2 separate regions of the Homo sapiens genome follow, and region 1 is linked to region 2. A link is a contact called in ENCODE Hi-C data. All regions are on one chromosome and are shown on one strand. The core of a region is the stretch at or near the end of the contact, and the rest is flanking DNA. Distances in the headings are between cores, read along the strand shown. Region 1 holds the start of POLE4 (DNA polymerase epsilon 4, accessory subunit). Region 2 holds the start of ETAA1 (ETAA1 activator of ATR kinase).

Region 1 (3,801 bases), core at 1,173-3,672, 7.6 Mb before region 2:
TCACCACTGTGTGAACACCATAGAGGGTACTTACACAAAGCTAGATGGTATAGCCTACTACACACTTAGTCTACAGGGTATACCTATTGTTGTCAGGTTACAAACCTGAACAGCATGTTACTGTACTGAATACTGTAGGCAACTGTAACATGAGGATAAGTGTATTTAAACAAATCTAAACATAGAAAAGGTAATGTATTTCATTAGGATGTTATGACCACTACCTCACTGGGCAAAAGGAATTTTTCAGCTCCATTATAATCTGATGGGACCACCCTCATGTGAGCAGTCCATGGCTGACCAAAAAGTTATTACGCAGCACATGACTACATACGTGTAGTGAAGAGTAAGCTGATCAGACTGAAGAATTAAGTAGCAGAAATCGCTCTGAGGCTAGGTAGCTAAAATTAGGTATTTCAAATATTTTCTTTTTTAATGACAAAATTTAGTTAGTACACAAGTTAATCCATGACTCCTAAAAATACAGACAAGTACAAGTCTTATTGCAGCAAAATAATCACTTCACACAGATTGTTGAAGAAAAAAGAACAAGCGGTGACCCTTTAAATGTTAACAATTGTTTCTGATCTGTAACATGATGAGGGGGGGCAAGCCTGACATTTAGGGATGGCGATCAAAGTAGGAATCGAACTTTCGAATTCATCTAACTCCACTGGGATCTTTATATTCCCTCCTATTTCTTTATGGTTAGCAATTTTCAGGTAGAAATTTTAATTCCCCAAGGGAGAAAACTGAACCTCACTAGGTTTAGCAAGTTACTTTTTTCTATCCTAATAGCAAGTGCGGAGAATTATCCCTACACAAACAAGAAGCAGGCATCCGTTTTATGAGATTTTGAATTTCACATCAACATGCAAAAGACAGGCGGAAATGATTGCCCACTGAGAGGGAACTCACCTTCCAGAAAAGCAAATTCATCCACAGCTTCTATTGCATTATCTGAAACACAAGGAAAAGAGACACCTGACTAACTTCAGCCATGCTGACCTCAGTCAGAAAACAGCACAATCTGCAGTGAAGGGCATGAGGCTTTGGGCAAATGAGGGCATTTATAAGATGCGTCCCTTGCTGCCTTGAGATCCATATCTACTCTACCAGCAACTCTTATATATATTAGCTGTCTCCCTAGAAGAGTTAAGAAAAGCATAGGCAAATACCATTCAACGCGGGGGTTGGGGGCCTCCTAAATTACCCCTAAATTATTTATTCGCTTTGCTCTTAAAGTTGTCAGAGAAGAACGTGGCAATAGACGCAGGGCGCATGAGAATACGGTATACGAAATCTTACCCAGGTGAGGGTTCCCAGCCAGACAAGAGTCAGAAATCAAATCCCCAGTTGCTAGGTGAAAAAGAAATATCTTTTTCTGGTGCAATTTGGCAGAAGGTATGAAGGGATCCAGTCCGCTACGGCAACCCCAGACACCTTCACACACTGCCCCGCCACCCCAAGCAGACAGCCTCTACAGGTAGGGCTTCCTGGCACTGTGGCCAACAGAAACCATCCTGGGGAGAGACGCTGTGGCACCTCTCAGATCAGAGTGACGTCTTCTCAACCTGCACAAGGGGAAACCAGCCCAGCCCTCCCTTGTCTGTCCCCAGACACTGCAGTGCCACTCTACCCAAGTCTCTCCTCTGAAGGGTTTTCCTTTTTCCCTGCTGAGCGCAACAGTAGGCATCTTTTGCAATGGTCTCCACAAACAGTTCCTGTGAAGTAAAAAAGCAAAGTTTTAGTAATGGGTTCTAACACACTGAGGAGGTGAGGGCTCCGGTTTGTGGGTGGGGGCAGAAAGGGAGAAGAAAGGCTCGGGGCAAGAAAATGTTCTGGAAGCTAAGATTGTCCTGGACTTCATGAAGATCCATTCCGCTACCCTCTTCCCAGTATTCTCCCTCATTCACTAAAGACTCCTACAAGTTCTGTACGAGGCCCTGGAGATACAAATTAAAGTCACTCACTATCCAGGTCCTCAACAAGAGGGAGGAGTGTTAACAAAACTCGCACAGGTCCCCGGCCCCTTTCCTCCGCCTTCCGGGTCCACGCCCACATCTCAAAACCCGGGCCACGCCGCCCTAAGCCCCGCCCGCGGGAGGCCCCGAGGCCCCGCCCCACACTCCACCTCCCCCACTCCCGCATGCCCTCGCGCTGCAGGCGCACCGCGGCTCGTGCCAGAATGAAGATGGCTTCCTGTCCCGCTAGCGTCACGTCGGGATCTGCCTTCACCAAGGCCTTCACTCGCGCCAGAGGCAACCTCGAGAGACGAGCCCCAGGCACACTCGTTGGGGCCTGGGGCTGCGAGGCCGCTGCCTCCCCAGCAGGTCCCTCCTCCTCTCGGGGCGTCCCGCTTCCTGCCGCCGCCGCCGCCGCCATCCCGGCCTTGAGCGTGCTGCGCGCGGCCGCCGACTGTGCGCGCGCATGCGGCGCAGGCCCTTTCCCGCGCGGGCTGGAGGCCACACCCTGTGTAGGCGCGCGGCTCCGCCCCTACGCGGCAGTGCGCTGCCAGGAAACCGGGTGGGCGGGGGTCGGGCTCCGGCTCTTCCCACGCGCCTAGCCACCCGTGGGCTGTCGTGCACTTGGTTGACGCTACCGGCGACCCTCTGGCCCCGACGGGCCTGTGGAGCCCAGGCACCTCCCATTGGTGCCTGTGCCTGGCTGGTGAGGGGAGAAATCTAGACCAGGCTCGCAAGAGAGTCTCCGTCAAAACAGAGTGTGCATATTCCAAGGCTAACGAGGGCACGTGTCCGAGGGAGGCCCGGCCCTGGAGGGCCCAGCATCGTGGAAGAGGGTGCCAAGGAGGCAGCGAAATCTGGACCAAATTCAAGGATAACCAGTTATAGATGCTCTTGAAGGAGGGGTAGGGCTTTTGGCAGGCAGAAATGAAGAAATTCAGCCCAGCCAGAGGAAACAAGAAAAAGTCATGGAGGCTAGAAAAGATGAAATTGTGGTGGTGAGGCATCCACGTTTGTTCAAAAAGAGGTTGCATCACAGCTTTGGTTCTCAAATTTGACCTCAAGATCCCTTTACGGTCTTAAAGATTGTTAAAGAGCCCAGGGAGCTTTTGTTTCTGTCAGTTATATCAATACTTACTATATTAGAATTAAAGTTTTAAAATATTGATTTAAAATTACTAATGCGTTACCAGCTAACAAACAACATTTTTATGACAAGTAATTTTTTTTAAATCTAGTAAGAAAAGTCTCTAATGTCTGATTTCATGTGAGAACTGGATTCTCTAGCTGCTTCTGTTGCTAACGTTAGCACTTCTCAGGTAGCTCTTAAAAAACTACTACATCTTGAGAGAATGTGAATGAAAAAGGCAACCTCATAGTAGTATTAAGAAAATAATTTTGGCCTCATGGACTCCTGAAAAGGGTCTCCAGAAAATTCCCACCCCCATGAATCCCCACACCACACTTGGAGGTCTGATAGCGTAGAGGAACAGTTAATATTTAAAATAGGTTTAATCTAAGTCAATCATAATAATAGTGAACACCTTTAAACATTTACTATGTGCATGATTCAAAGTGTTTTAGATTTATGTAAATCATAACTTCTGTAATTTTCACAATACCCTATTGAGGTAAATATTATAACCTTCTTTTTCAAACCTTATTTGAAAAAATTGAGGTGCAGAGTGGTTACTGAGTCGCATACACAGGGCAGAATGTGGTGAAGCCAAGATGAAGCTGAATTAAACACATCTGAAATCACTCAGTTCCAAAATTATGTAGTAAACTCTGACTGGTGTAGGAGTGGAAAGGTGTGAAACCTTTCTTTACCCATTTT
Region 2 (3,832 bases), core at 36-2,535:
GTGGCTGTAATCCCAGCACTTTGGGAGGCCGAGGCGGGTGGATCACGAGGTCAGGAAATCGAGACCATCCTGGCTAACACGGTGAAACCCCTGTCTCTACCAAAAATACAAAAAATTAGCCGGGCGAGGTGGCACACGCCTGTAGTCCCAGCTACTTGGGAGGCTGAGGCAGGAGAATCGCTTGAACCCGGGAGGCGGAGGTTGCAGTGAGCCGAGATTGTGCTACTGCACTGCAGCCTGGGCGACAGGGCGAGATTCTTTCCCAAAAGAAAAAAGACACGTAAGGTATAAAAAAAAAAAAAAAAAAAAAAGCACTATTTCAAGAACATGCTCCAGAATAAAGGCTTTTGTATGAGTTTCAGTTCCAACTAAGATTTACTAGAAGTCTTTTAAAAAGTAACACCTAAAACTAATCGAGACGAAAGAGATCCTTAGTATCTTATTTGGAGGGATGTTACACACAGGAACTTCCGGTTTATTCACAATGAGGTGAGACATCTACCAGGCTTTGAGACAAACTTTAACTTTTCCTATGAACTCTTCTCTAAAGCAGGTCACAGGGAAAAAAAGGGTTTAAAGAGAAATAACTTCTCCGGGCAAAAACTGAGGTTAGCGGGCCTATCAGCTGTTTCTTCTCACTCCACCACTGCTGCTGACTGGAGGAGCAGCCTGGAAAGCAGCCGCCCTCCCGCAAACAGGTAAACCACATTACCTATTCCTGTGGCGGAGGCAAATGGATGGTCAAACCTAACGGGGTAGTGCTGAAGTTCGGGGACAAAAGCCCATCGGGGAGTGGTATAGGATTATTTTTGGACTCTCGAGGGGTGAATCCCAGAGACAGAATACACGCTCCAGACTCCACCCCCACCCCAGATTTCCCTGTTGCAAGCTGGGATGTGGGGATGCGGCGCCGAAGCCAAGGCAGGCCGCGCTGCCGACGTCTCACCCTCGGGGTTACTTTTACTGCACAGGGCGGCGGTCGGAGGCTGCTCTCGCTGCCGCACTGGCCCGGGAGGCCCCTCTCTAGCCCCGCAGGGCCACGAACCGCGGGCCGATCTCAGCCGCCTCCTCCCTGGCTCGACCACCGAGCCGCATTCCTCCGCCGCCACTGTTTTGTGCGGCGTTTTCTTCGGGCTAGGGCTGTCATCATGTTTCCTTCGCCGACTCATTGCCTATGGCCCGCCTCCACCAGCCGCTTCTTCTTTCACATTTTGCAAAGGGATGAGTAGGGCAACAGCACTACAAACCGCACCCCGCACCAACGGCAGCCGCCATTTTGGTCGGTGGGGCGCGCGCAAGAGGCGGCCGCTGATTGGCTGGGTCCGGGAGAGGGGCGGAACTGTTAAGGTGCCGAGGGCGCGCGCACTTCCGCAGCCGGGACAGGAGCCTGCTCTGGAGGAGTGTCTAGGCTCAAAATCCTCCAGACTGGTGGGGGTTGTTCGGGTAGTAGTCAGGTCCGCGTAAACTGAGAGTGGGAGCTTGTGAGTTGGAAAGATTGAATACACTAGCAACTTTTTATTGAATTTACAACGAAAATTGCACGTTAGTCAAATTCAGATTATTGAGAGTCTTCGAATTTCTCAAGAAGAGGAAATACAGTTAATTTTTCATAGATGCTATGTGCATAGAAAAATCCAAAAGAAAGTAGAAAAAATTACTAAATTAATTTAAGAGTTGCTGGATACAAAGTCAATATTCAAAGATCAATGTGTTTCAATAGATTAGCAACAGATATAAAATTGAAGTTTTAAAGAGATACTATTTATAATAGTGCATGAGATAGCAAGTAACTAGGAATAAGTTAAAGATTGTCCTTCCTACAAAGAGAACTATAAAACATTTTTGAGGCCGGGCGCCATGGCTCAAGCCTGTAATCTCAGCACTTTGGGAGGCCGAGGCAGGCGGATCACGAGGTCAGGAGTTCAAGACCAGCCTGACCAGCATGGTGAAACCCCGTCTCTACTAAAAATACAAAAAATTAGCCGGGCATGGTGGTGCGTGCCTGTAGTCCCGGCTACTGGGGAGGCCAAGGCAGGAGAATTGCTTGAACCTGGGAGGCGGAGGTTGCAATGAGCCGAGATTGCGCCACTGCACTTGCAGTGAGCAGAGATCGCGCATCTGCATTCCAGCCTGGGCGACAGAGGGGGACTTCGTGTAAAATAAGTAAATACATACATACATACATACATACAAAAATTAGCCAGGCGTGGTGGCGGGTGCCTGTAATCCCAGCTACTTGGGAGCTGAGGCAGAGAATTGCTTGAACCTGGGAGGTGGAGGTTGCAGTGAGCCGAGATTGCGCCACTGCACTCCAGCCTGGGCAACAGAGCAAGACTCCGTCTCAAAAAAAAAAAAAATTTTTTTTTTGAAAGAAAACGAAGACCTAAATAAATGGTTACACTATGTTCATGGGTTGTGAGACTCAATATTGTTACAATGTCAGCTATTTCCAAACTGACCTATAGATTCAACATAAATACATATGAAGGCCCAGTGTGTGACTGTGTGTGTGTAACATGGTAAGTTTTTTCTAAAATTTATATGAAAATGCAAGGGACCAAAAATATCAATAAACTCTTGAAGATCTCTCGAAGAATAATGAGGGTTGATATCTACCAGGTATCAAGACTTATATGGTAATTAAGACAGTGTTATGATGGTGTCAGGATAGACAAAGATGAAAGAAACAGGATAGCACAGAAACAGACTTCCATATAAATGAACACGATTTAAGACAAAGGTGACCCTTCTGAGCAATGGTAAAAGGACTTTTGAAATTAAATAGTGCTTGGTCTATTTGATGTTCATGTAGAAAAAGAAAGAAACATGACCTTTACCTCAAACTTTATCCCCAAATCAGGTGCATATATATTCATTATAAATTTAATTGTAGAAGATAAAATAACATTTTAGAAGGTATAAATTGTCTTCATGACAGAACGCATTTGAAATAAAACAAAGGTCACCAGGCATAATTATAAATGTGACTACACAAAATTGATAATTTGAGAACTTCTGTCCATTCAAAAACAACATTAAAGAGAAGGAAGGGCAAGGCACAAATTGGGAGAAAATATTTATAAGACATATTTAAGGGCCTATATATAGGTTATATGAAGAACTGATACAAATCACTAAGGAAATGATTGACTGTCAAAACCAAAAGTGGATGAGACCCTTGAGCAGGATCTTCACAAGAGAAAATATTATCAACAAACTTATGGAAAAATCAGATTCATTTTTAATCAGGAAAATGCAAATGAAAACCATATCAGAATGGCTAAAGTTAAAAAGACTGACAATATAGGTATTGAGGCAGTAAACCAATGGAAGCTGTCACGTACTGCTGGTGAGAGTATAATTTGGCACAACCACTTTGGAAACCAGTTTTTGATCTAGCAATCCCACTCTGAGGAATATTCTCTGTTTAAATGCATGGACTTGTTCATCAAGATACAGTTTATAAAAATGCTTTGGTGGGATGCAGTGGCTTATGCCTGTAATCCTAGCACTTTGAGAAGCCGAGGCAGGTGGACTGCTTGAGCCCAGGAGTTTGAGACCAGCCTGGGCAACATGGCGAAAACCCATCTCTACAAAAAATACAAAAAATTAGCTGGGCATTTTGGCGCATGGCTGTAGTCCCAGCTACTAGGAAGGAGAATCACTTGAGCCCAGAAGTTGACTTGCTGTGAGTCATGATTGTGCCACTGCATTCCAGCCTGGGCAACAGAAAAAAAAAAGAAAAAACAAAGAAGAAGAAAAATGCTTTTAGCAGTAAAATTCAATTCAAAATTACTTCATACTGTAAGTGGACCAAATGCTTTCCAACAGT

The links. Hi-C counts contacts between places; a loop is a spot of excess contacts on that map. Pooled maps may share reads with other maps.
Region 1: a map of CD4-positive, alpha-beta memory T cell shows a loop between it and region 2 (13-fold over the local background). The contact joins the promoter of POLE4 here to the promoter of ETAA1 in region 2. A Hi-C loop is called at or near these places in 2 of 168 maps with a recorded cell type or tissue (CD4-positive, alpha-beta memory T cell and naive thymus-derived CD4-positive, alpha-beta T cell) and 5 of 50 pooled maps.

The regions. Positions count from the first base shown.
Region 1 is chr2:74,957,264-74,961,064 of GRCh38, reverse strand. POLE4 (DNA polymerase epsilon 4, accessory subunit) reads right to left here and starts at 2,422. Exons shown (of 4, transcript NM_019896.4): 1 at 2,173-2,422; 2 at 1,640-1,724; 3 at 919-960. The coding sequence starts at 2,385. LOC105374809 (a long non-coding RNA gene) reads left to right here and starts at 2,186. Exons shown (of 5, transcript NR_187884.1): 1 at 2,186-2,333. RefSeq lists silencers at 1,974-2,213, 2,284-2,543 and enhancers at 1,835-2,335, 2,336-2,836.
Region 2 is chr2:67,394,786-67,398,617 of GRCh38, reverse strand. It overlaps ETAA1 (ETAA1 activator of ATR kinase), which reads right to left and starts at 1,285. Exons shown (of 6, transcript NM_019002.4): 1 at 947-1,285. The coding sequence starts at 1,169.